3 separate regions of the Mus musculus genome follow, and all the other regions are linked to region 2. Evidence: chromatin loops called from intact Hi-C (ENCODE). Cell type or tissue: left cerebral cortex. All regions are shown on one strand. Region 1 holds the start of Exosc2 (exosome component 2). Region 2 holds the start of Nup214 (nucleoporin 214). Region 3 overlaps Lamc3 (laminin gamma 3).

What was found. Hi-C counts contacts between places; a loop is a spot of excess contacts. Peaks named below come from ENCODE experiments on the same cell type or tissue, not always from the same donor. Only the 100,000 strongest peaks of a DNase experiment are listed, where the experiment ranks them.
Region 1: a loop joins it to region 2, with 3 times the contacts of the local background. A loop is called at or near these places in 2 of 42 quality-filtered maps.
Region 3: it touches region 2 in a loop (4-fold over the local background); 2 of 42 quality-filtered maps call a loop at or near these places.

What each region holds. Positions count from the first base shown.
Region 1 is chr2:31,667,186-31,675,185 of GRCm38, reverse strand. It overlaps Exosc2 (exosome component 2), which reads right to left and starts at 4,471. Exons shown (of 9, transcript NM_144886.3): 1 at 4,325-4,471; 2 at 2,613-2,714; 3 at 626-671; 4 at 402-491. The coding sequence starts at 4,446. In left cerebral cortex, CTCF peaks have their summits at 6,698 (motif pointing right) and 7,645 (motif pointing right); a DNase peak (open chromatin) is centred at 4,509; H3K4me3 peaks cover 1,154 bases; H3K27ac peaks cover 339 bases.
Region 2 is chr2:31,970,248-31,978,247 of GRCm38, reverse strand. It overlaps Aif1l (allograft inflammatory factor 1-like), which reads right to left. Exons shown (of 6, transcript NM_145144.1): 6 at 4,806-7,345. The coding sequence ends at 7,258. Nup214 (nucleoporin 214) reads right to left here and starts at 3,798. Exons shown (of 36, transcript NM_172268.2): 1 at 3,640-3,798; 2 at 1,553-1,748; 3 at 333-484. The coding sequence starts at 3,684. In left cerebral cortex, a CTCF peak has its summit at 3,789; a DNase peak (open chromatin) is centred at 3,884; H3K4me3 peaks cover 1,890 bases; H3K27ac peaks cover 1,110 bases.
Region 3 is chr2:31,911,520-31,919,519 of GRCm38, reverse strand. Lamc3 (laminin gamma 3) reads right to left here. Exons shown (of 28, transcript NM_011836.4): 8 at 7,393-7,529; 9 at 6,374-6,484; 10 at 4,714-4,906; 11 at 4,442-4,560; 12 at 3,438-3,662; 13 at 904-1,092. Among named protein-coding and RNA genes, the nearest start is that of Lamc3, 28 kb to the right of the region's middle. In left cerebral cortex, CTCF peaks have their summits at 1,701 (motif pointing left), 4,171, 5,097 (motif pointing right) and 6,744 (motif pointing right); DNase peaks (open chromatin) are centred at 1,687, 4,187 and 6,752.

The DNA.
Region 1 (8,000 bases), 300 kb after region 2:
TTCATAGTGAGTTCCAGGTCAGGGCTACACTGAGAAACCTTGTCTCAACCCCACCCACCCCACACTCCAAAAAGCAAGCAAGCTAAGGCAAACCCCTCAAGAGACACCTTCCCTGTGCAAGGCTGGGCATCAAGAAAGGAAATCAGCACTAAGATCCTAAGACCCAAGAGCCTCCTCTCAGCTCCCTCCTGGGAGCCCACGCCATGGGTGTTTCTGGTCTTACCACACACAAGCTGCTGCCCATGTTGAGAGCACAGGGCTAGAAGAAAAGCCTCTGTGTTCACCAAAGTAGCAGATCTGGTGACAAAACCACAGCAACCTCATGTGAAGCAGACTTCTCAGGTGGAGCAAAGCCCCACAGCCCGACCGACCGGACAGTTCCAGAGCAGGCGAGCACTCACCAGCTCTCCCCCAGGTAGGTTCATGGATGAGAGGAGCAAGACGGAGTCCAGCCTGGAATTGGTCTCTACCTTCCACCTCTTCTGTTGAACCTGTGAGAGAAATAAATGTGGGATAGCATTTCACACCACCCCAGAAACAAAGGGCCCCTTCTTCATACTTTCACAGATGAAGGCCCCAATCCCTGAGCCGCCAGCCTCCTTCTCTTTATGAACACTGACTTTACCTCTGTGATTCTCCCCACTACAATGTCTCCGACCTCTCCATTGTATCTGCAAGAGAAAACAGAAGCTTACCAATAGCCAGCGGGCTGGCCACACAGTGTCTGAGGCTGAACAAACAGAAGGGAGGCAATAACCATCTTTTTTAGCACATGGGTATAATTACTGTTTAGACCTGGGAACTTCAGACTCTCATTAGCTATCCTTAAAGCATCTGCTCACTGCAAGCTGTTACATGTCCACACTGCCTGCCTGGCTCAGACACTTTGCTGGTCCCTCACCCTGATTCCAAGGGTGAAATGCCCTTTGTTAAGGCCCAGGCATTGGACTGTGTCTCTTTTCTGGTCAGAGCTCCCTCAATTACAGTGAGCTCACTGAGTTCTAATGGTGAGAGGCTGGGCAAGGTGGGGAATTATCCACAATCCCAGCGCCTGGGTGGTAGAGTCACAAAGCCACCTGATATCAATAGCCACACAAATGGCTCTTGAGCACTTGTAAAGATAACAAACACAAGGTGAACACTGCCAGCAGCTGCTTCCCCTTCTCCACAGCAAACTGTTCTCTCCCTTTCAGCCCCAGCTCAGTAAGTGTTCACCCCACCCCACACTTAGGCCAAAACCTTGATTCCTGTCACGCTCTAGGATGAGCCCAACACAAATCCTGCTGAGGGCACCTTAAAATGCAGGAGGGAAACAAAGACATCCAGACTGGAAACTAGGGAACTCTATTCATTCTGTTAACTACCCTTAAATACATCAGTTACTGCAACACCCTTACAAGGACGGAAAATAAAGTATACAGAGGAGCTAGCCACTGCTGAGGGCTGCGCCCGTTATCACTTGGTCATTTTGCAGCATACAGTTCCCTAGTCCAGCTAAACATGCCCTGCCCCCCTTCACTGTCTCCATGACAACTACAGCAAATGATTAAGATATATGTCAGATCACAGCTTTCATCTTGATCCTTTCCAAGGGCTTCCCAATCGACACACTATGACTCCCAAATCGTCATCATTGCCAGGCAGGGTGACCAGAGCGCAGCCCCGGCTCACCCGACTACTCAGTCCCAAGCTCATTCATTGGCTTCCCTTCTGGGCTGCTTCTAGGTACTCAGCCCTGTGTTTAAGTACTTTACATGTAACACGTCACTGAATTCTAACAGCAATCCTGAAGTGGTTGTCTTCTTTATGATGCAGAAAAGGAAAGTAACTCCAGGCTTGGGAGGATCAAGTGACGTGAGAGAACCTGTGACGTGAGGGAACTGTGAGGCTCACCCTCCACGCAATGCCCTAGCTTACTTTCTGCTGTGATAAATACTACAACCAAAAGCAGCCTGAGAGGGAAGGCTTTCTTTGGCCTATAGATCACACTCCATCATCAAGGAGCGCCGCCCAGCAACCTGGAGGCCAGGACTGAAGCAGAGTCTATGGAGGAAGCCTGCTTGCTGGCTTGCTTCCCAGGCTGGCTCTCACACTGTCTGTCTGTCAGTCTGTCTGTCTGTCTCTCTCTCTCTCTCTCTCTCTCTCTCTCTCTCTCTCTCTCTCACACACACACACACACACACACACACACACACACACACACACACACAGCTGTCCTGGAACTCACAGAGCCTGCCTCTGCTCCCAGGGCTAGGATTAAAAGCATGGCCACAATGCCCTTTCTTACCCAGCCCAGGCCCAGCTGCCCAGGCAGGGATGGCACCGCCCACAGTGGGCTGAGTCCTCCTACATCAAGTACCAATTAAGAAAATGCTTCCACAGATATGCCCACAGGCAATCCAATGGAGGCAACTCTTCAGTTTAGGTTCCTGCTCACGAGGTAACTCCAGCTTTGTGTCAAGTTGGCTGCTGGTGCTGACTGTGATAAACAGGAACATTCAACATAGCAGGCTTGTGACAGGCACGACTAATCTCTCTGACATGGGAAGACGGAAAAGGCCTGTGTAGAACTCAGATGCTCTGAGAAAGAGATACACACCTTCTGTCCTCACCTGGTTTTCAAGGCTTTGACACAGATCAGTTTGTTCACTCTCTCCACAGAGCCGGCCACAGACGCAATGAGCTTCTCTTCCCCCATGTATGTCCCATGGCCCCTGCGCAAGGACAAGGCCACAAAGAAAGGATACCAGGATACATTGGAGGTGATCTAGAACATAGTTCTTGAACCTAACGGGCTCCCCCAGCCCTGAGCCTCACACTCTCCGCAGACAGTCACATGGACGTCTCCATCTTAAAGTAATGTGCTCAAATGTCACTGCCTAACATCCTACCTCCACATCCCAGGCAGCACAGGGATCCCCAACTGCTCCTGGTCCACCCCATTCCCAACTACACACCTGTTCTCCCCCTTCCGCTGCATTTACGATTTTCTTGTGGCATTTACTGTTTCTGTTCCTTGCTATATCTTAACCTCCACCAGGACACGGGTGTTCACTTTGGTACCCCAACCACACCGGCTATGTTGAACACATGCTGCAACTATGAAGGAATGAATCCTAAGATATCTGCCATCTAATACCTTAAACTTAAAGCTTAGAGGCAACACTATAAACACTATAATCTCATTTGTACCAAAAAAAAAGAAGAAAGAAAAAGAAAGAAAGAGGAAGAAAGAACAAACTAGGTGCAACGGACAAACGGCCACACCTTTGAGTTAAGAATTTGGGAGGCGGGCTGGTGAGATGGCTCAGCAGGTAAGAGCACCCGACTGCTCTTCCAAAGGTCCTGAGTTCAAATCCCAGCAACCACATGGTGGCTCACAACCATCCGTAATGAGATCTGACTCCCTCTTCTGGTATGTCTGAAGACAGCTACAGTGTACTTACATATAATAAATAAATAAATCTTAAAAAAAAAAAAAAAGAATTTGGGAGGCAGAAGCAGGTGGATCTCTTGAGTTCAAAATCAGAGCGGTCTACATAGTAAGTTCCAGGACAGTCAGTGCTACATAGTGAGATTGGAGGGTTGGGGGTGAGGGGGGGGGACGACGGGGGGGGGGGGACGGACAGACATCGGGAAGACTGGCTACCTAATGCAGATTTATCTTTGGTGGTAATACAATGGTGGATTTTGCTCTCCTGCCCCACTTTTCAGTTAATACTCACTAACCTACCAATTCCTGTTGTCACCACTGTCTTCCAGGTGAGGATACCGGCCTTAGCAAGGTGCTAAACTAAGGATAACAATGTCAGATGTCCGACTCCATAGACAGCCCTAACTGCCACATGTTGTGACTTTCCGTGCTAAATTTGTATTGTTGGGTACAATATGTTGCCTCAACCCCCGCTCCACCAAAATTACTGCTTCCAAGTCAGGCTTGTCGCTGAGGTAACACTGAAAGAGATGACCAACCCCACTGTCCATTCAGAGGGTTGTAAGAAGGGCCCTGCAACCAGCCCTCCCCAGTTCTCCCTCCCTAGGAAGGCTCAAGAATCTTGAGTTTCAGGATAAGGGTCCAAAAGTTCCGAACGCCATAGATCAAAAGAGGGAATCAGGAACTGACAAAGGTGCAGCCAAGATGCCGGGAGTCAGAAGCGTGAGGCTCGCAAAGGAGGGAACTAGTATGGATGCTCCGATGTGTCCCGGGTAACTCGGGGACTTAGATACAACGGGACAGGAGGCCTGGGTTCCGGGACAGCGGGCCACGTGCAGAGAGCTCTGCAGCCGCCTCCTGAGGCCTTGGGACCCCCAAATCCTCACGTACCGCATGAAGCCTGTGTCCGTGGTGATCGTGTCCCCCGGCACCACCAAGTGTTTCTTAGAGTCGCGGCCCAAGCTCTCACTGAGAGGTTTGCGAGCTTTAGGGAGCCTCATCTCCAACGCCATCTTGGCGCCAATGACTTGCGCAGGCGCAGCTCTACACCGCTCCTCAACTCCCGCCTTCCTTCAGAGAAGCGACCAATGGGAATGGATAGTGTGGCAGCCATGTTGAGTATTGGCAATATTAAGTTAACTCGTGGAAGTGAGGGCACCAAGCTGCCATGTTTACTATTGGCAAGAAAGCACCTGCGGAATGATGAATTCTCATGTCGTAAGGGAATATGACATTAGTTTGGTTTGGTGTTTGGATGTCAGTTTTGTGTTTGTTTTAGAGGAACGACCCCGTGTAGGGCTAGCCTCAAACTCTGTATAGTTGAGGATAACCTTGCTGAGGTCCAGATGTTCATGCCTCCACCTCCCAAATGCTGCGATTACGTGAGTTTGTGTAGGTTGTGGGTTTGGTGGTGGTGGTAGTGGTAGTGGTAGTGGTAGTGGTAGTGGTAGTGGTAGTGGTAGTGGTAGTGGTAGTGGTAGTGGTAGTGGTAGTGGTAGTGGTAGTGGTAGTGGTGTTTGATGCCCAAGAGGACAAAAGAGGATGTTGGAGTCCCTGTAACTGGAATTATAGAAGTTTGTGAGCCATTATGTGGGTGCTGGGAAACGAAACCAAGTCCTCTGGAAATGTGGCCAGTACTCTCAACCTCTGAACCACCTCTCCATTCCAGGTGTAGGATTTTTTAAAGACAGTGCCTCATGTCATCCAGGTTGGTCTCAAACTAGCTGTGTAACCCAGGGTATCCTTGAACTCCTCCTCCTCCACCTCCCAGGAGCTGGGATTACAGGTGTAAGCTGCCATACCAAACTGTATGAGTTTTTACCCAAACTGTTCCATTTCATCATTTTATTTATTGTTGGCAAGTCTAGAGATTGAGAAATGAACCTTGGCATCCAACTCAAAACCACTATAATCTAATATTTTGTAGACTATAGATTTAGGACCGGGATTTACAGGAAACACCATCTGAGGAGAAGCTAGAACCCTCTGAATACTGCTCCTCGTGGGCCTTGTCTTCTAGCCCCTTAGGTGCTGTCCTCACCTACTGCCCTATGGCTCTAATGTGCTTTAGTAAGGACCTCTTCTGAGTGATGACATGTGTCTGCTGAAAGATGACTGTTGTAAACAGTCATGTGACAAGCAAGTCTGTAGGGAGGCATAAATGTAACTTTTATTTTCCTGTTGTAATTGTTGACTGGGAGGTTTACTGTCTTTGTTTGCTAACCTAGGTCTAGTTCTGGAAGCTTCTAGACTCTGTACAGTCTTATCTAGGCCTAAAATGTTTTCAGCCTCTGAATTGCTGCTGAATAAGCTCCCCCTTTCTAGTTCTTTCTGAGCTCTGGCTGGCTGATTCAACTCAGTTGTTCTGTCTCAAACTCTTTTCCCAGCTCACTTATTAGATTTGTCTTTTCTCTCAGCCTCTAAATTCCTGCTTGGCCTCAAACTAACTCTAGCAATCTTATCTAACCGTCTGGCTCATTCTGTCTTTACGTGTGTCTCACTTGTTCTTTCTTAAATATGTCTCTATAAAACTCTTGAAGTAATGCCAGACAGTAGTGGCACACACCTTTAATCCCAGCACTTTGGAGGCAGAGGCAGGAGAATTTCTGAGTTCGAGGCCAGGCTGGTCTACAGAGTGAGTTCCAGGAGAGCCAGGCTACAGAGAAACCCTGTCTTGAAAAACTAAAGTGTGGGGGGGAACTCTCGAAGTAAAACTGCCTCCTTCCTCTCTGTGTGCTTCTCTCCCTCTCCCTCTCCCTCTCCCTCTCCCTCTCCCTCTCCCTCTCCCTCTCCCTCTCCCTCTCCTTCTCCCTCTCCCCTCTCCCCCTTCCCTCCCCCTTCCCTCCCCCTCCCTCTCCCTCCCCTCCCCTCCCCTCCCCTTCTTTCCCCCTCCCCTCCCTCTTTTTCAAGACAGGGTTTCTCTGTGTAGCTCTGGCTGTCCTGGAACTCACTCCTATGTAGACCAGGCTGGCCTCAAACTCAGAAATCCCCCTGCCTCTGCCTCCCAAGTGCTGGGATTAAAGGCATAAGGCACTTAAAGGCATAAGCACTGCCCGGAGTGCTCTTAAATAGCCTTTCCTCATGAGAGTGGGGCATATCCTACTCTGTCAAATCTTTCTCTGATTTGTCACTTTTTCTGCCACTCAATTAGACATCACTTTTTTTTTTCAAAATTTATTTATTACATATTTATTTAGTACACTGTAGCTGTCTTCAGACACACCAGAAGAGGGCGTCAGATCTCATTACAGATGGTTGTGAGCCACCATGTGGTTGCTGGAATTTGAACTCTGGACCTTCGGAAGAGCGGTCGGGTGCTCTTACCCACTGAGCCATCTCACCAGCCCTAGACATCACTTTTAAACATGGGTGCTTCCTTCTTACAAACTAATTTGACCTTCATTGTTTGGGACTAAAGGTGTGTACTAAGGGCACATCTGTATTCCAGCCAGAGGGAGTAAAGATGTGTGCTAAGGGCTGACCCACACCACAACTAGAAACAGGTTCAAATTCCTGTGACAAGGCCACATGCACACAGGGTACAAGGACTTTGCTTATACTCGATTACACCTGAGTGGATGCTGTTCAGTAGTGGATGGAAGATATGACAGGCGTCTCCTGTGGCTTCATCTGGGCCTATTTAACAAAGGCATTTATTTCCCCCTTATCCCATCATTCACTCATCCCCATTTCCCCTGGCCCTGCAAGGTTTGAAGCCCACTGAATTTGTTTGTCTTCAGACAAAAATCTCTCTGTGTAGCCCTAGCTAGCCTAAACTTGCTTTGTACACCTTGAACTCAGAGATCTGTCTACATTTACCTCTCAAATGCTGGGACCTCCCAGAAGTGTGTACTGTCATTCCTTGCTGAGGCACATTGAATTTCAACCTCACAGAATCAACAGCACAATTCTCTACTCAAATGAGGGACTCTAAAGGAAACTAAACTGTCAGACAGGCCCCACATATTGTGAGCAGAAAGTAAGGCAAATTGGGTCCTCTCCCTCCTGAAGATGCATCTGGCCAATTGCTTATAATCTCCAAATGGTCAGCATTCTTTACTCTAACCAACCCTCACAACTACACTTATAAAGAAAGCCAACCTTGCCAGGAAATCAATGACATGAAGTCACTGAGCAGCCAGGGACAGTCACTGTCAACCCTCAGGCCTGGAGGAAGCCAGCCAGAGTCCAACTGTTGAGTCAGCTGTGGCCATAAGAGGGCGGTGGTGTCCTTTAAGACGTCCTGCCCAAGCTGTAGGCCTCAGGGAGGGTCTCTAGACCAAAACACTGGTCCAGGTTAATCCTTCAGGGAAAGACATTGACTTTCCCCTGCTCATCCTCGAAGCAGTCACAGCGCAGAGCCTGTGGCAGTGAGATGACACTGTGGATACCTAGTTATAGAGAAGGAAACTGGAACCCAGAAAAGACTAGAATTCACATAGCAGCAGCAGCCAGCCTCATTTCATCTAACACCAATTTTTCCTCAGAATCCTCACCATTAACCAAACATCTTCCAGGTGCTCTCTGGCCCTATCCTGAGTGCTTACTGCTCCCCTGTGCTGAGTGC
Region 2 (8,000 bases):
CCTGCCACACACTTCAGAGTCCATACTTTTTCCCCTACAGCTCATGAGCGTCCCTCCTCCAGCTACTCACTCTCCTCATAGCCTGCCTCACGGCGTTGTTTCTATTCTCCATCTCCCCTCGTCCCCAGAGCCCTGGCTATATTCACTCTGCTGGCCATGTTCAGTCTACTTCTTTCTCTGCTCTGGACTCTTCCAAGTTCCTCTAGTGTTTGCTTTCTTATAGCTACAATGAATACCCCCTTACCAGACCATGGAGCAGCCACGTCACCCTTTATACAGCTTCCAAGTTAGAACGTCTACGAGCAAGTCTCTGCTTCCATATAGTAGCTTACCTGATTTGAAAATGTGCGAACATCAAAAAAAGCTATAATGGAGCCGTATTCACTAGACATCATGCAGGCAGAGAGTGTAAGACTATCACAGCTCAGTGCTAGGTGATGGACTGGGAATTTCATAGGAACATTCAAGCCTTGAATTGTGTCAACTATAAAAACACAAAGCAGAAAAATACAGCATGTAACAGGCACACAGTCATAATCCTTTACTCAAGTCAATACAAACCCACATTTTCACCTATATAAAAATACACCTGTTGGGCATAGATAAAGAGCTGGTCTTAAGGACTGACATTCTACATTCAGACTCCATTTTTCCTATTGGATGAACAAAGTTCAAGTTCCTAGGCCCTGGGGAACTGAGGACTCTCTACAAGCTCACCAACTCCCTCTCTAAGCAACAATAGTTCCCCAAAACATAATGTTGTTCCTAACAGAAAGAACAGACAAATTTGATTGGTTGAGCAAAAACACTTACACTCAATGTCAGCTGACAACAATGAAACACTTGGGAGAGTCCCTAATCCCAGAGTCCTGACTGGTGAAAACTGTAACTGTAACTTGTCCCAGTTGCTTACATTTTTTTATGCTTATAAACCCTGCTGATTCAGTCCCCAATCAGAGCTGCCAGAAGGAACAAGACTCCTGGAGTTCTTGTCTGGCAGTCTTGATCATCAGCAACTCTGCTTATGTGTATTAACATAGAAGATTTTGCTGTCTCACCAGCCCACTGGTGCACTCTCCCCACTTCCTCCTGATGCACGATGGATACAGAGTAACAATACCTTGGATATCTAGTTACAGGAACTAAGCTTAACTCTCCTGTACATAGGTAATGCTGCTTTAAATATCCCAAGACTCTTGCTATGGCCCTTGCTGAAAACACTTCTGCTCAATGCTGCAGACACACGTTTCCGTCTGCAGGGTGATACAGCCATGCCTTCTTCTGGATGGCTTCCCAGAGCCCACGTTCAACTGAGCACAACAGTAAGGTCTTCTTCCCTCTCATCTTAGAGAAGTGGCTCACAGAAACAATAGCAGAGAGCTGAAAAGAAAACTCAGAAAGGCCTTTGGCACCCTAAGTGGAAGCTCCCTGCAAGGCCAAAAGAAATCACAATTTTGACATCAGAATCGTGTCTTAGTAAGGAAATACACTGACTAGTATGCTACTGCAGCCCTGGCTCTGCTGCACACTATAAATCAAAGAACGTGCTTACCAATTTTATTGGGATCATCTCCAGGTTTATTTTGGATAAGAAGGCTTTTAGTAGGAAAAACATTCAAGCCATTGGTGCCACCAGCGAAGAGCATACCATACTTATTGGATATGGTAAGCACACTCGAGCGCTCCTTGGGCAACTCTTCAGGAGAGTCAAAGATCCTCACTTTCTTCAGTGCTCTAAACTGAAAGTCCTGTTTTAGAATAGGAAACAAGATCAAGGAAGAAATTAAATCATGTCTATTATCATAGTCCATAAATGCAATTTCAGGATAACAAAAATATACTTATTACCTTGAGGCCACCAATTTTGTTTTTAGACTCTGTATTTGGTGGTGCTTGGTATAATACTCATTAACATTTGCTGAATGAAATAAATAGAGAGGGCTGGAGAGAGGAAGCAATGGTTAAGAACACTGGCTGCTCTTTCAGGGGATCTAGGTTCAATTCCCAGAACCCACATAGCAGCTCACAACTGTCTGTAACTCCAGTTCCTGGGGATCTAATACCCTCAAAAAGTGTTAATCTGTAATCACTTTGTTAAGCTCTATCTGTATCCTCCACCACACCTCCTAACTCTCCAGCTAGGGATTTTAGTGAAAAGAATATGACAGCTACAAGAGAAAATGTATTTCTACAGAACCTTATGAAATGCTTCATAAAGGGTGTCTAGCACACCCACACATACTAATTTTCTTGCAGTCCATGTTTAATACATATTTACTGGAAGATTTTTATGAGCATTGGTGTTCTGCCTGCATGTGTCTGTGTGAGAATTAGAGCTACAGACAATTGTGTGCTGCCCTGTAGGTGTTGGGAATTGGACTCAGGAGCTCTGGAAGAGCAGTACTCTTAATCCCAGTTGAATACGGTGGGTAAAAGTTCACACAAATTTCCCCATGAGGCCACACTGGCCATTCATAAAGAAACAAATCATCTATCTTTTTTGATATTATCATCCTAATAGTCATGACTGTACCACTGGGGCTTGGTGGCTTTTTTTGTGGTGGGCCAGTGTGATGAAGCAACACAAAAGAAACAAAACAAAACAAAACAAAACAAACACAACAGACAAACCCAAAACCCAAACCTCTCCTTTCTGCTTTTGGCAGGAATTAAAATACTGCTATTAGCCCTGTGGTTCTAAATTCTCTACCCGAACATATCTGAGGAACATGAAGCTTGCCCATTACCGGGCTCAGCACATGTGCTGACTCAAGGAAGAGCCACTGTTTCTAAGCATGATATGGAGCACTCGACCCATGTGCATTTTAGCGACTCACCGGTCACACAAATGGCTAACACCTTCCTGCAACTCACTCATTTCCAACTGTCTACGGTCCCCTGCCTTTCCATTCTGTCAGAGTATATAAGCCAACTATTAACACAGTATCCAGAAGTTGTAGCATGGGGATCACTTAGGGTTCGCTTGCTTTTCCTTTAGTCTCATGAGTTCAAGCTGATTTCCAGTGCCAAACTTGACTTCCTGTTCCTACTAACTAGGGGTTTTGAAGGCAGATAGTGTTTCTTGGCTCCACTTTAGGTAGTTTGGACCACCCTCAAGTATAGAGAGCTAATAAGAACTGAGCGTCTAAGCCAACTGTGGTAATGCACACCAATAATCCCACCACTTGGGAGGTGGAGGCAGAGACAAGAGCCCAAGACCAGAAGCCACCTTGAGCTACAAGAGACCATGCCTAAATCGTAAGAGAGATGTAAGGCTTTTGCCACGTGACTTTGGATCATTTGCTTTCAAGGCTTCAATGCGCTCCTCTTTCTAAGCTGGTCGTAAGGGCTGCAGCGACGGTGGCGACAGTACGTCTCACTCAATAAACAAGAATCGCTGTCACCAGTAAGGCGACCAGCCCATCAGAGTACCTGGGGTAACTCAGAAGGCGTGGACAAACCCACGCAAGGACAGGTACCTGCACTTGCAGGGAACTCAGGCCCGCGACACGCAGAGCTGCGGACGCTCTGTGGGGCGAGCGATCGCGACCCTGCGAACTGCAGGAGCAGCCGGCAGAGGCGAGGCTCCAAGGCAACTCCAGGACTACGCAGGCGGGGAGGCCCCGGCCAGGCTCTAACCTTCATCTCCCGCTCAGGGATCATGGCATCCATCTCGTCTCCCATCGTGCCGCCTTCAGGGTGTTCAAGTAGCTGCTGCTGGCGCTGCCGCTGCCACCCGCGGCCTTTCAAACACAGCTCAGGCCGCTCAGGCCTCAACTTCCTTCCCTCAGCGCCCGCGGCGCGTGGTAGATGCGCGTTTCCGGCGCGCGTGACTGACGTCACCCAGGCCGGTTTTTAGTGTGCTCGGAGGCAGTCGAGGGCTGCTCGGAAGTCGCGCGCTTGCCAATCCACAAGGCCCCATTGGCCGGTTCCGCGCAGTGGGTGTGGCCATGAGGCGCGGGCCGGAGTCCGCCTTCCTTTGGATGCTGCGTGCGCAGCCTCGCTATTTAATTTTCTTCCTTAGAGAGAGGCACGCTCGGCCTTCCTGAGACTCTCGATGCTTCCCGGTAGCACTTACCTGCAGGGCTCTTAGAAGCTTCCGACTTAGAGAAGTTAGGAACTTTTTTGCTGGGAAGAGCGGACAGAGAGGTTCGGTTAGCGGGTGGACTGCACTGTGTGCCGGTGCAGAACCCTTTTAAAAACGGAGAGGAAAAGGGACAAAAGATCGGTTTTGTTTACTGTTTTCAAGGCAATCGTTTCAGATCATAAGCCATATCCACTTCACATCGCAAATGGTGCGCGGCTATCATCTCAGCTTTTGGGGATTAGAGGGTCAGGAATTCAAGGTCTTCCTAGGCTACATAGCAATCTCTAGATATCCTGAGTTACATGGGACCCTGTCTGGAAAAAAATATGTAATAAGAGAATTCCACACAAAGCAGTTAAATTATCCAATAGCTTTCAGCCAGGAAGGGTTAAGATTCAGATCTGCGTATACTGACTGATGTTGAAGACATTTCTGGAGTAGAATTATAAAAGAGGTTCCTAACTTGGAGCTGGTGGGTCAGCTCCAGAGGGCACATTCTGTCAGATGCAGTCTCTCAACAAGTTGCATGTGTGCAAGCCTCTATTCATTGTAAAATGCTAACAGTAGACCTGGGTCTTGGGCTTAATCAGATGACGTCAACTGTCTGTCTGGGACATGGGAGACCCAGGACACACTCATTTACTTGGTACCTGTTGTCAGCTAGCTCTTCTGAATTTACTGAGCCCAGAGCTGTCCCCAAGAAACACAAAGACACTGATAAATTGCTCTAGTTTATTTCAGTCTGCAGGAGACCACATCCCATCCATACATACACACATGCACACAATAATGGCACTCACCCAAATCTACCTTACAAACATCTTTTGAGTCACAGGGCAAAGCCATACTTGGCAATCCCCAAACTGCTGGTTACACCAGTTACATTTGGTCTTTTTCAGAAATAAGGCAGCCGATGTCCCAAGAAAGCTAAGCCCTTAACTAGAGAGGTTAAAAACCCTGGAACCAACAGACACAACTTGAAATATATGCCAACTCCTCCATTAAAGGGTCATTCTTAAGTCTTCCCATAGATTGATCTTCAGACCACTGCCTCTTTCTGTGCTCTGCAGAGGTCAGTGGCACACTCCTTTATGGAGGTGGTGTGTAAGCTCATGAGTTGTGGACCCACTGAGCCGGCTGATTCTTCCTTCCTCTGTCACATAGAATAGGGACCCAATGCAGTCCAAGGTCCCAGCCCGCTCAGAGAAGGAAGGCAGGAGGAAATGGGGGCAGAGATGCTAATCTTAAAAGAAAAATAAGTCAAAGGATGGGGTGAGGGTAGACAGGATTTTATATTTATAGGGAGGAATGCTGGGGTTTAAACTTCAACTAGACTGTGCATTTGAAGCAGCTCCTAGGGCTGAAAATCAGCCAGTCATAGCGAAATGATCTCTCTCCTGAACTGAACTGGTTGAGACCAGAGGACGAACTGGAGCTAACCATTCCATGCCCTGTTTGCTTCACTCTCTCTCTCTCTCACTGCTGTGGGAACAGCACCCTGGGTATTGGACTGTGGAACAAGAGCCACAGGAAAAGCACATTAGCTCAACGCTTCCCTGTCTTTTCCACTTAAGGTTTTACAGAGGCTCCTCTGACACTTGCCAAATTATGAGCCCAGCTGGAATCCCTGGGACTACATGGTACTCACCTCTTGCACTCCCCCCCACTCCATATCATAGTCATTGGCTAGATTGGCTGGGAGTGATTCCCCAGTAGACATAAATTTCATACATCAGTCCATTTCACTGCCGGGTTCTGGACTCGTGTCATTGAGCAGGTGCTTGATAAATATGTGTGATGAGTGACTGTCTCGTCCTGAGTGCCCAGAGTAAATGGTTCCAGAACACAAGCAGGGTCAAGGCTGAGGTTCCCCACTCGGGTAAGACATTTGATACTTTGCTGCATGAATTCTTGGAAATGGTCTCTGAAGACCAGTCAGGAAGCTGTAAGGAAGACAATCTGCAAAGCTAGGCTTGGTGCTTACTGAAATCTCACTGCCAACCTGGAGGCCCTCAGGAGGGTGAGTCCTGACCCAAGGTGTTCCGTGGAGACCACACCTTCCTCAAGTATCAGGCTGGGAAATGCTGCTCTCTACCCTTTCCTTTGACCAATGCAGCCTAGAGCGGGTCTCCAGTCCACACTCTCTGATAGCCCCCACCAACCTTCAGCAAGGCACTTAACCCCTGGAGGCCAGCAGTGAAATGGAAGGACTGGCCCAGCTAAAATCTGCCATGTTACCTCCATCTAATCCCCAAGCTCCAGGACTTGAGGGATTTGAAAAGGGAGCTAGGAGTTGGACATAGCACACATGGAGACAAAGCAAGAGAACTTAAAGCTTGTAATACACACTCGATAAATAACTGAGGGAGTGAAGGGAGGGGAGAGTAGGGCAGGACAGTAAATAGCCGGATTGGGGCACTGTGCAATCAGACAGCCTGTTCTCTGTTTGAGGTTCAACACTTGACTCCACTTCTACCCTGGTGCCCTCAGCATCCACCCTGAAAGTAGGACTCCCTCACACCACTGACCTCACCTCTGCCTCCAAACCCCTCTACTGCTCTAGCAAGGGACAGTGCCATTACACTGTCCCTCTGAGCTGTCTGTAAAGGAGCGGTTCCTTCTGGTTCCTCTGAAGTACCCAAAGGTTGTTCTTTCCTCCCCACCTTGCGTCATGTCGCTGAGAATGGACAAGGGCAAGAACAAAAGGGAATCAGTTGTGTGTCTAGCCACTGAGTAGCCGCTGCTAGAAGGTCCAGCGGCACTGGAAGCATGTCCCTAAGACACTAGGGAGCCCTGGAGCTCTGTGCCTGCTCTGGATCTTCCGAGAGCAGCTTGCAGCCTGAATTTAATTTAGAAGCTGAGAAAGATGAACTGACGGACAGGCCCTCTTCAAACATGGGAACGAGGTTTGCAGCCTCCCTGCCCTCTCCAGTTTTTGGTTTGATGTTAGCCCTTTTGTACAAAGAGGGCAGAGCAGCAGGGAGCAGAGGGGCCTGAGGCTCGGGATTCCCAGCCTCATTAAGTCAGGTAACATGTGCTTACATAGAGAAAAAAAAAAAATGAGTCCACTGGGGCATAACCCAGGAGACCTAACACAATGAGTCAAGATGGCAGAGCGCAGAGGGAGAGGCAGGGGCAGGGATGGCAGCCCGGAAGGTCCGGGTGGGTCCTCAAGGCAGGCTGGCGATGTCTCGCTCTGGAGGTGGGCCAGCTGGCTTCGGGCTGCTCTCGTTGGCTTTTCCTTCAAACATCATGACCCTGGTTTGGAGATGAAGGAAATGAAAGGGTCAAGACTCCTCCCCTCACACAGAAAGCTCCCCAGCCTTCCCTCTGCAGCGTCCTCAACAGAATGCCCCTGGGCTAGCTGTGTGGAAGGGGCGGGTTGGTGATCCTAAGTCACAGAAGAAAAACCAGGCACAAAATAGAAGTGGGACTCCCCAACCCCAACTGCTCAGCCAGTCCAAGGTGGAAGAAAGTACAACCCTCTAAGCCTACAGCTGCTAGGCCATATGCCTTCCCTACCCAAGGTGTCTGGAGAAGGGTGGGCTGGGCCAGAGTTCTGCCCCAAAATACCATCAGATTTTTTTTTCCCTCAGAGCTGAGGAACAAACACAACGCCTTGCGTTTGCTAGGCAAGTGCTCTACTACTGAGCTAACCCCCCAACCCCCATCAGATCTTTTAAAAAGTCACCATTGGCCAGCCATGCTGGCCCACACCTTTAATCCCAGCACTTGGGAGGCAGAGGCAGATAGATCTCTGTAAGTTCCAGGCCATCCTGGTCTACATAGAGAGTTCCAGGCCAGACAAGACCACATGCATAACAAAGGGAGCACATCTCAAAAAGAGAGAGAAAGAAAGAAAGAGAGAGAGAGAGAGAGAGAGAGAGAGAGAGGAAGGAAGGAAGGAACGAAC
Region 3 (8,000 bases), 59 kb after region 2:
TGTAATATACCGATAGCCGTTTAATTGTCCACTTTAAGTGGGTGACTTTGTGGGGCATTGCAGTAGCCTCAAAGGCTGTTAAATGCACCTCTGAGGGAAGAGCCGGGGAGGGGGAAGTCCTGCAGCAGAGAGTGGGAGCAGAGAGGATGGAACCTGGGAGGAGAGGGCTGTTTGCCTCTTGTTGCCTGATACTCACTAAAACCTGAACTCTGAAAAGTCCTCTGTGTGTGTGTGTTTGTGTGTGTGTGTGTGTGTGTGTGTGTGTGTGTGTGTGTATGTGTCTGTGTGTGCGCACGTGTCTGTACAGGCAAACGAGTGTGCATGTGTGTGGATGTACACATATGTGTATGTGCGTGAAGGCCGGAGATAAGTGTTGGGTGTCATTCTTAACTCTACCTTGTGTTTTGAGAGAGGACCCCTGAGCCCCACTGCTCCTCCTGGACTCCCGGTATCCCTCTGCCTCCCCAGCGCCGAGGGGAGAGGAATGTGGTCCCTGCCCTTGCTCTTTGTCTTCTGTGCTCTAAGTCTCAGACTCAGGTGGTCTGGTTTCTTCAGCATCACTTCCCAAGCTGAGCCTTCCTTTGAGACATGCCAACCTCATTGTTGGGGTTTTCTGCAGTGAGGATCCCAGGTCCCTTGGCTTCCTCCCAACAACTTTAAAAACAACTCTAAAAGCCCACATATAGGCCTTCCAAGGTTCCATTATATATGGCCAAAGCCCCAGGTCTGCAGTAACTCTCAGCATACTGGGAACTTGACAAGGAGACTCTGTCCTCAGAAGTCATGCTTGCCACCCTTGGACCATGCTCTGTCCTACCTGTCATACCCTAACCTCTGTTAGAGCCAGGGCAGGATCAGGGCTCAGGCTTGGTCTTTCTGGGAAACAGAGCACAAGCCACTCACCTCTCTGACCAGGAGGGCAGTGTGTGCACACCACATCTCCACTCTCTGGGATGGTTGCACAGGCTGATTGGCCAGGGCACGGACAGGGCTGGCAATCATCAGCACGGCCTGAGAAGGCGTTACCGTAGAAACCTGGCATGCACCGCTCACAGGATGGACCCTCGGTGTGGTGGCCACACAGGCAGATCCCTAAGGAGCAAGGCACTTGTTCACTATCTCAGTCCAGAAGCCCCTGGAACAGTGGTTCTCAACCTTCCTAATTCCTAATGCTGCGATTCTTTTTTTTTTTTTTTTTTTTGGTTTTTCAAGACAGGGTTTCTCTGTGTCGCTCTGGCTGTCCTGGAACTCACTCTGTAGACTAGGCTGGCCTCAAACTCAGAAATCCACCTGCCTCTGCCTCCCAAGTGCTGGGATTAAAGGCAAGCGCCACCACTGCCCGGCATGCTGCGACTCTTTAACACAGTTCCTCATGATGTGGTGACCTCCAACCATAAAGATTTTTCTGTTGCTACTTTATAACTGTAATTTTGCTACTACAGCTAGGAATTGTAATGTAAAGATTTTTGGAGATAGAGGTTTGCCAAGACATTGCGACTTACAGATTGAGAACTGCTACCCTAGACAGTGAGTATCCTGGTGGAGGAGTTGCAGGACACACATTGGTAGACTAGAGAGACAGGAGCTTGGGGTAAATCCCGGCTGAGCCAGACTGCCTGGGTTCACTTAAGGTTTGTGTGTGTGAGCTGGGAAAACCTTCTAACCCGCCCCTCGGTGGGTAAGAGGTGTGGCTCTGCCACCTACTGGCTGGGTGGCCACCTTGCACCTCAGATCCCTGTCTTAGAAGTTGGGATGGATGGTAACAGAGGCCACACCACAAATATGCTGGCAGGAGTGGATGGATGGGGTGGCAGAGCCAGGGTGGGGGGCAAGGGTGGGCAGGGACAACAATTGGACACTGTTCACTATTCCTGTCTCACAGCTCTCCCGACCAATGGAAGGCACAGCAATAATCCTCTTCACCTTGAGGGCCCCACCTAAAGGGAGACCCTGGCTCAGGCTTCCAGTCTTTCGGGGGCTCACTCTGTACAGGACCTATAGTATATACATGCTATTGGTATGGCAACTCTTGGTACTGGAAGACGGAGGATACCACAGACCCCCTTCTCCAGTCCAGCAACCCCTGGAGTCTGCTCAGAGCCTAGGGTCGTGACTCACCATGGGGACCCAAGAGGGGCCCTACAGGAGGCAACCAGCAGTGTCCAGCCATGGCTGTGAGGAGAACGGAAGAGAACTTCATTCCCTAGAGCCAGGGAGAATTCCTGCCTCAGCTCACACCCTCAGGCTTGATTCTTAGACTAGCTGCTCTACCCATTTTACAGACGAAGGCTTACTTATACCGAATGGAAAGTTGTGGCAAAGTCAAGGGCTCCGTGGGGGTGAAAAATCAGTTCAATCTCATGAGGAGATTCTGTTTCCTCAACAGGAGCTGCAGGGAGCATTATCCAGGAAAGGGTTGCGAGGCTTCATCTAGGCTCAATTGGTGATGTCTGCCAGGCACAGGAGCCATGGACAATGTTCTATGTATCAGAGATTCCACCTGTCTTGGGGAGGCAGCAGGGCGAAAGGCCTGTGACACAGAGGTGAAAAGGCCTGTGTCTGTCCCCTAGCGCCTCCTGGTCACATGACCTCTGGAGAGGTTTCTGTATCTCTGTAGGTATGAGAAGTAGCTCTACTGAATGACAGCCACCACCGCTGGTGGGAGGTGTGGCTCTGTCACCTACAGGTCATGAGGTCACCCCACTTGGAAACAAATGGGACAATAATGGAGAATATATCACTTGCATGTCTACAGGAATCAAGGAGAAGACATTAGGGAGGAAGGGGATGAGACTATCTTATTCCTTCCTTTATATTATTTATCTGTCTCTCCCAGGAAAAGAACCCACCCACGGCTCACTCCGTCAGCTACCCCTGAACTTCAGTGCAAAGAGCGTTCTGTTCTTTTAAATATCTAGACAATTCCTGACCTTCATGGACTTTGTCTCCATGGCCTGGGCAGTGTATACTACTGCTGTCTGTACTGTATAGATGGGGACATTCGGGGAGAGAAGTGACTTTTCCAAGCAGTGAGGACACTTGGCTTGTGGCTTTGGGTGAACACCCATGAGTTCCTGTCATCTGTGCGACTCTCTGAATGTCTTTCTCCTGTTGCTATCTGTGCTGGTAATTCTCATAGCACCTGCTGGGAAGCAAGGCTCTGAGGGGCCTTTCCCAGGGCCTGCAGGGTGTGGTGGTGGTGGAGGAGGCGTGGGCAGATGCCTGAAGAGAGGCTGGCTGAAGGCCCCCTCAGGTGCATACAATCCCTGGCCCCTAGGTTCCACTCAGGACTTTTGTTATAATAGGCGAAGTCCCAGGGAACAGGGCAAGGACAGGCCAGTGTCCATGTCTCCCAAGGGCCATCTGTGAGGTCCAGTCCTCATGCCACCGTGTCTGCATAGCTCAGGGAGCTTTGGAATGGGATTCTGGGGACTTACCTGTGTTGGGGTCACAGGTGCCATGCTGGTTGCAGGTGCAGGGAATGCAGTTGGCATAGGGACCCCCATGAGGTATTTCTCTCTTGTATCCCAGAGCACAGAATTCACAGAACTGGCCTGTGTATCCCTGGGGACATAAGCAGGTCTCCACCCAAGAGGCTGGAGGGGCAAGCTCACGCTGGGGCCAGGCCGATGTGAGCTGAACTTCACACAAGAGCACTTGGCCTGCAGAATGAGAAGCAAGGGGGGACCTGCATCCATGTCCAGTCGATACTTCCTGAGAACCCACAATGGGGCTCATGCATGCAAAGGGGTCAACTGTTTGTTTGAGACAGGGTGTTCGCTGTATAGCCTGTGCAGTATTCAAGCTTGCGATCCTCTGGCCTTGACCTCTTAAGTGCTGGGATTACAGGCATGAATTACTGCTACGCCAGGCTTGAAGAACAATTTTAAAATTAACAGTCAAGGCCGGGCATGGTGGTGCATGCCTTTAATCCCAGCACTCGGGAGGCAGAGGCAGGCAGATTTCTGAGTTCGAGGCCAGCCTGGTCTACAAAGTGAGTTCCAGGATAACCAGGGCTACACAGAGAAACCCTGTCTTGAAAAACAAAACCAAAAAAACCAAAAAAAAAAAAACAACCCAAAAAACAAAACAAAACAAACAAACAAAAAAACAGTTGGGTGAATTTAGAATCCTTATCAGCCCATGAAGTGGATGAGGTGCAATGCCACTGTTGGCCAGCAGGGTGAGCAGTGCTCACAGGAAGATGAGGGACGGGATGGTACAGGATTCTGTCAAGGATGTGAATCGGCTTCCTAGAGTTGTTCTTCCCCAGGACTTCCTGCTCCCTGCCGTCCAACCCCTGCCTCTGCCCTCAGACACACTTCTGTTGCCTTGTGCAAGTGTCCTGATTCCTCAATCTCAGAGTCCATGCTGGGGGAACTCCACGGACAATGCAGGGCCAGGACCCATATTCTAAGGGTGTGAACTGTTATCATACTACCAGAATGGCCCGGTCCTTGGCCACTGGTCCAGATGCTCAGAGCAGTCAGATTGGAAAGCAGGCGCTGGAAGTGGAAGGTGGGCAGTGGGGACTCTGCCTCCTCAGAAGTCTCCTGCAAGCTGTAAAGGACAGAAAATCAATGGGACAGCCTGATGTAGGGACAGGTGGTGCCAAGAGGCTGGGGTCCTCAGAGCCTCCCAGTGTGCCTAGCCCTCAGAGGCCACTCTGCCTGCCACCCCACTCCCACCTCTCAGGACCGGGAGGACACTTACAGGAACTGGAGCTGAACTCGTCTTGGCTGCCTGGTGTCCTGAGGGCTGGGTAGACTGGAGGGCCTCAGAGACAGAGCCAAGCCTGCTCCCTCCAGTCTCAGCTGAATAGGAGGTGGGGAGCCTCCAGGGGGTACTTGGAGGGTCAGTATGACTGGCTGTCCATAGCTGAGTCTCTGGTCTCCCAGGAACTTCTCTGAAGATAAGAGGGAAGAGCTTTGATAGCTCCATATGCTTAATTTGATTCTATCATCTGTATTCTTATTTGTTTATTATCTATCTATCTATCTATCTATCTATCTATCTATCTATCTATCTATCTATCTATCTATCTATCTACCTATCATTCAAATGTAGGAGTACTCTGTCTGCATGTACACCTACATGCCAGAAGAGGGCATCAGATCCCTTTATAGATGGTCATGAGTCACCAGCCACCATGTGGATGCTGGGTCTTGAACTCAGGACCTCTGGAAGAGCAACCAGAGTACTTAACAGCTGAGCCATCCCACCAGCCCCTAGCATTTGCATAGATGGCAACAATAAACCATCCAAGCACAATGCAATCCAAGGCCAGGGCTGGGGAGATGTCTTAGTGGTTAGAGTGCTTGACACAGAGTGACAGAACCAGAGTTTGGGTTCCTAGAACCCACACTCAATGGGCATGGTGGCCTGCTGTAATCCCAGCCTCAGAAGCTGGAGCAAGGAAATCTCTAGAACAAGCTGGCTAGTGGGGGACTGGCCTGTCAGCGAGCTCCGGGTTTGACTGAGACACCCTGCCTCAATGAACAAGGCGGAAGAGAGATGTCAGATGATTTCTCACATTAACTTCTGGCTTCCGCATGCACTTGCGCCCATACACACGATTGTGCCCACTCCCATGCAAACATGCATCTCTCTCTCTCTCTCTCTCTCTCTCTCTCTCTCACACACACACACACACACACACACACACACAGAGTATTTTGATGATTTCACATTTGCCGTGCTCTGACTGAAGAGTCATAATACCCAGAGTTGTCCCCAGGCATAATCCCTGGGGTCTAACCAGAGGCGATTTGACCAGGTCAAAAAGGACTAAGCTGCAGCTAGAGTAGGAGAGGTCTATTGGATTATCCAGTAAGGTCCAGGGGATCTCCAGGGAGGAAGAGACGAAGATCAGTTGTGATCATAAGAAGGACAGCTTTTCTGAAGGTGGGGGAGGGTGTGGACTCTGGAGGGGAGACACAGCCCTGTGACGTGATGCCCAGTCCCTGCTTCCGGTTTCCAATACACAAAGAGAATAAATGTATGTGTTCCATGCTACCGAATCCATGGCCACTCGCCAGCACCTGTTTGACTGGCACCCCTAAGCTTGTGCTGAAAGAATCCTTCTAGTAAAGTATTAAGAGGTGGGAATTCGCCAGGCCATGGTGGCACACGCCTGTAATCCAGCACTCAGGAGGCAGAGGCAGGCGGATTTCTGAGTTCGAGGCCAGCCTGGTCTACAAAGTGAGTTCCAGGACAGCCAGGGCTACACAGAGAAACCCTGTCTCGAAAAACCAAACCAAAACCAAAACCAAAACCAACCAAACAAACAGAATTCACCTACTCTGAAGATCTGAATTATTAGCAGCAGCGGGGACCTGGGAGGTGTGGCCAATGGGGACTGACTGTTACCTACTTGGGGCTGAGAGTTCCTCCCCTCCTCGCAGGCCCAGGAGGAGCCCACTCTGGCTCCATTGCAGAGGACGCTTGGACACTCCCATGCTTCTGATCTGCCAGCCACCAGCTCCTAAATATCGAACACAGAATATTCACCCCAACAGTGACGTGCAGTGACAAGTTCCAGCAGGGCTCTAAAGTCGGAGGGAGTTTGAGGCCAAGTTGGGTCCTCGTCCCGGACAAACCTTGTGCAAGGTTGGCAAGAACTCTATCCACTGAGCTACATCCCTAGCCCTCTCTTTGTTGTCTTAGGATTCAGAAGACAAGCCTTTGGCTAGTTTCAGGCCAATCACTGCTATGTGGTACCCTGCTTTCTGTGTGGTGTCCAGCAGAGGGCCCACTGCCTCTGTATCTGGACATCCTGAAATTGATGTCCAGTCTTTAAGACTAAACTCTCAGGTGTGGGGGAATGTTCCAAGGAGGATTGCTGGGCATCTGGACTCTGATGGATTACAGAGCTTGGAGTTGCACCCTCTTGTTCCAAAGACACAATCATAGTAGCCAGAACCAATCTCAGATAGACCGGATGTAGTCTGTAAACTGTGAATGAGAGACCTGCCTACAAGGATCCTGAGATAGCCTAGAACAGGGAGCAGCACTGGCTGGCATACAGACGGTGCTTAATAAATGAAGGCCAAGAGTCTAAGCTGAAACTCACATATACTGAGGAGACTAACTCTCCTGCTGGTAAATGGAGGCTGCCCTACAGGACTCAGGGTTGCCGCAGCAATACCCAGTTTTCCAGTGCCACCTGATGGTAAAGTGTAAGAGGCTGGAGGGGTGGTGGTTGGGGAAGGAGCCCCGGGGCAGTGGCAGGTGATGGGGGATTTCCTTTCCCACCCTACACACCACGGCTGTGGGGCATAGGGTGTCTTTCCAAAGGGGGAGATGGTGGAAGGGCTGTTGCTGTCCCCATCCCAGCTTCCAAATTGAGATTCTCAGCCAGGGCCAAGGAAGGCAGACCTCATGCACAATTACCATGGCGGAAGTCTGAGCGGATGTGGTGTTCCTGGAACCCGGCAGCAGGAGAACACACCTTGGAGTGGCCATAACAGAAGCAGCTGCTGCAGCCCACTGGATTGTGGGGCTGCAGGTTAAATGTCCCAGGGCGGCATCTGTAAGAGAGTCAGACTGGGTCACGTGAACAAGCCAGGATGGCATAGGACCAGGATCCAGACGATTAGGACTCCTGGGGAAATTTAAGCAAATATTTTTATTTTTATTTTTCTCTTAAAATCACAACTTACACAGACAAGATGGACAGTCCCCATGCCTGCCTGTTCTGTGTCTCTGCTGCTGATATATGTCCTGGAAGCCAAGATCAGCACCACCTAACTAATGTTAACAAGCTCTAGGCTGTGTCTGGGTTTCTTTTCTTTTCTTAATAATATGTTTCCCTGCTCCAGGACTTGACACTGCATTTAGCTTCTCCCTTGTGTCTTCTGATTTGTAAACATTTCCTTCTCATCTTTTGAGGCCTTGATACCTTCATTTCTGTGTTTTTTTGTTTCTTTGTTTGTTCAAGGCAGGGTCGCACCATGCAACCCTGCCTGGCCTGGAACCCTCTATGTAGACAAGACTGTGGC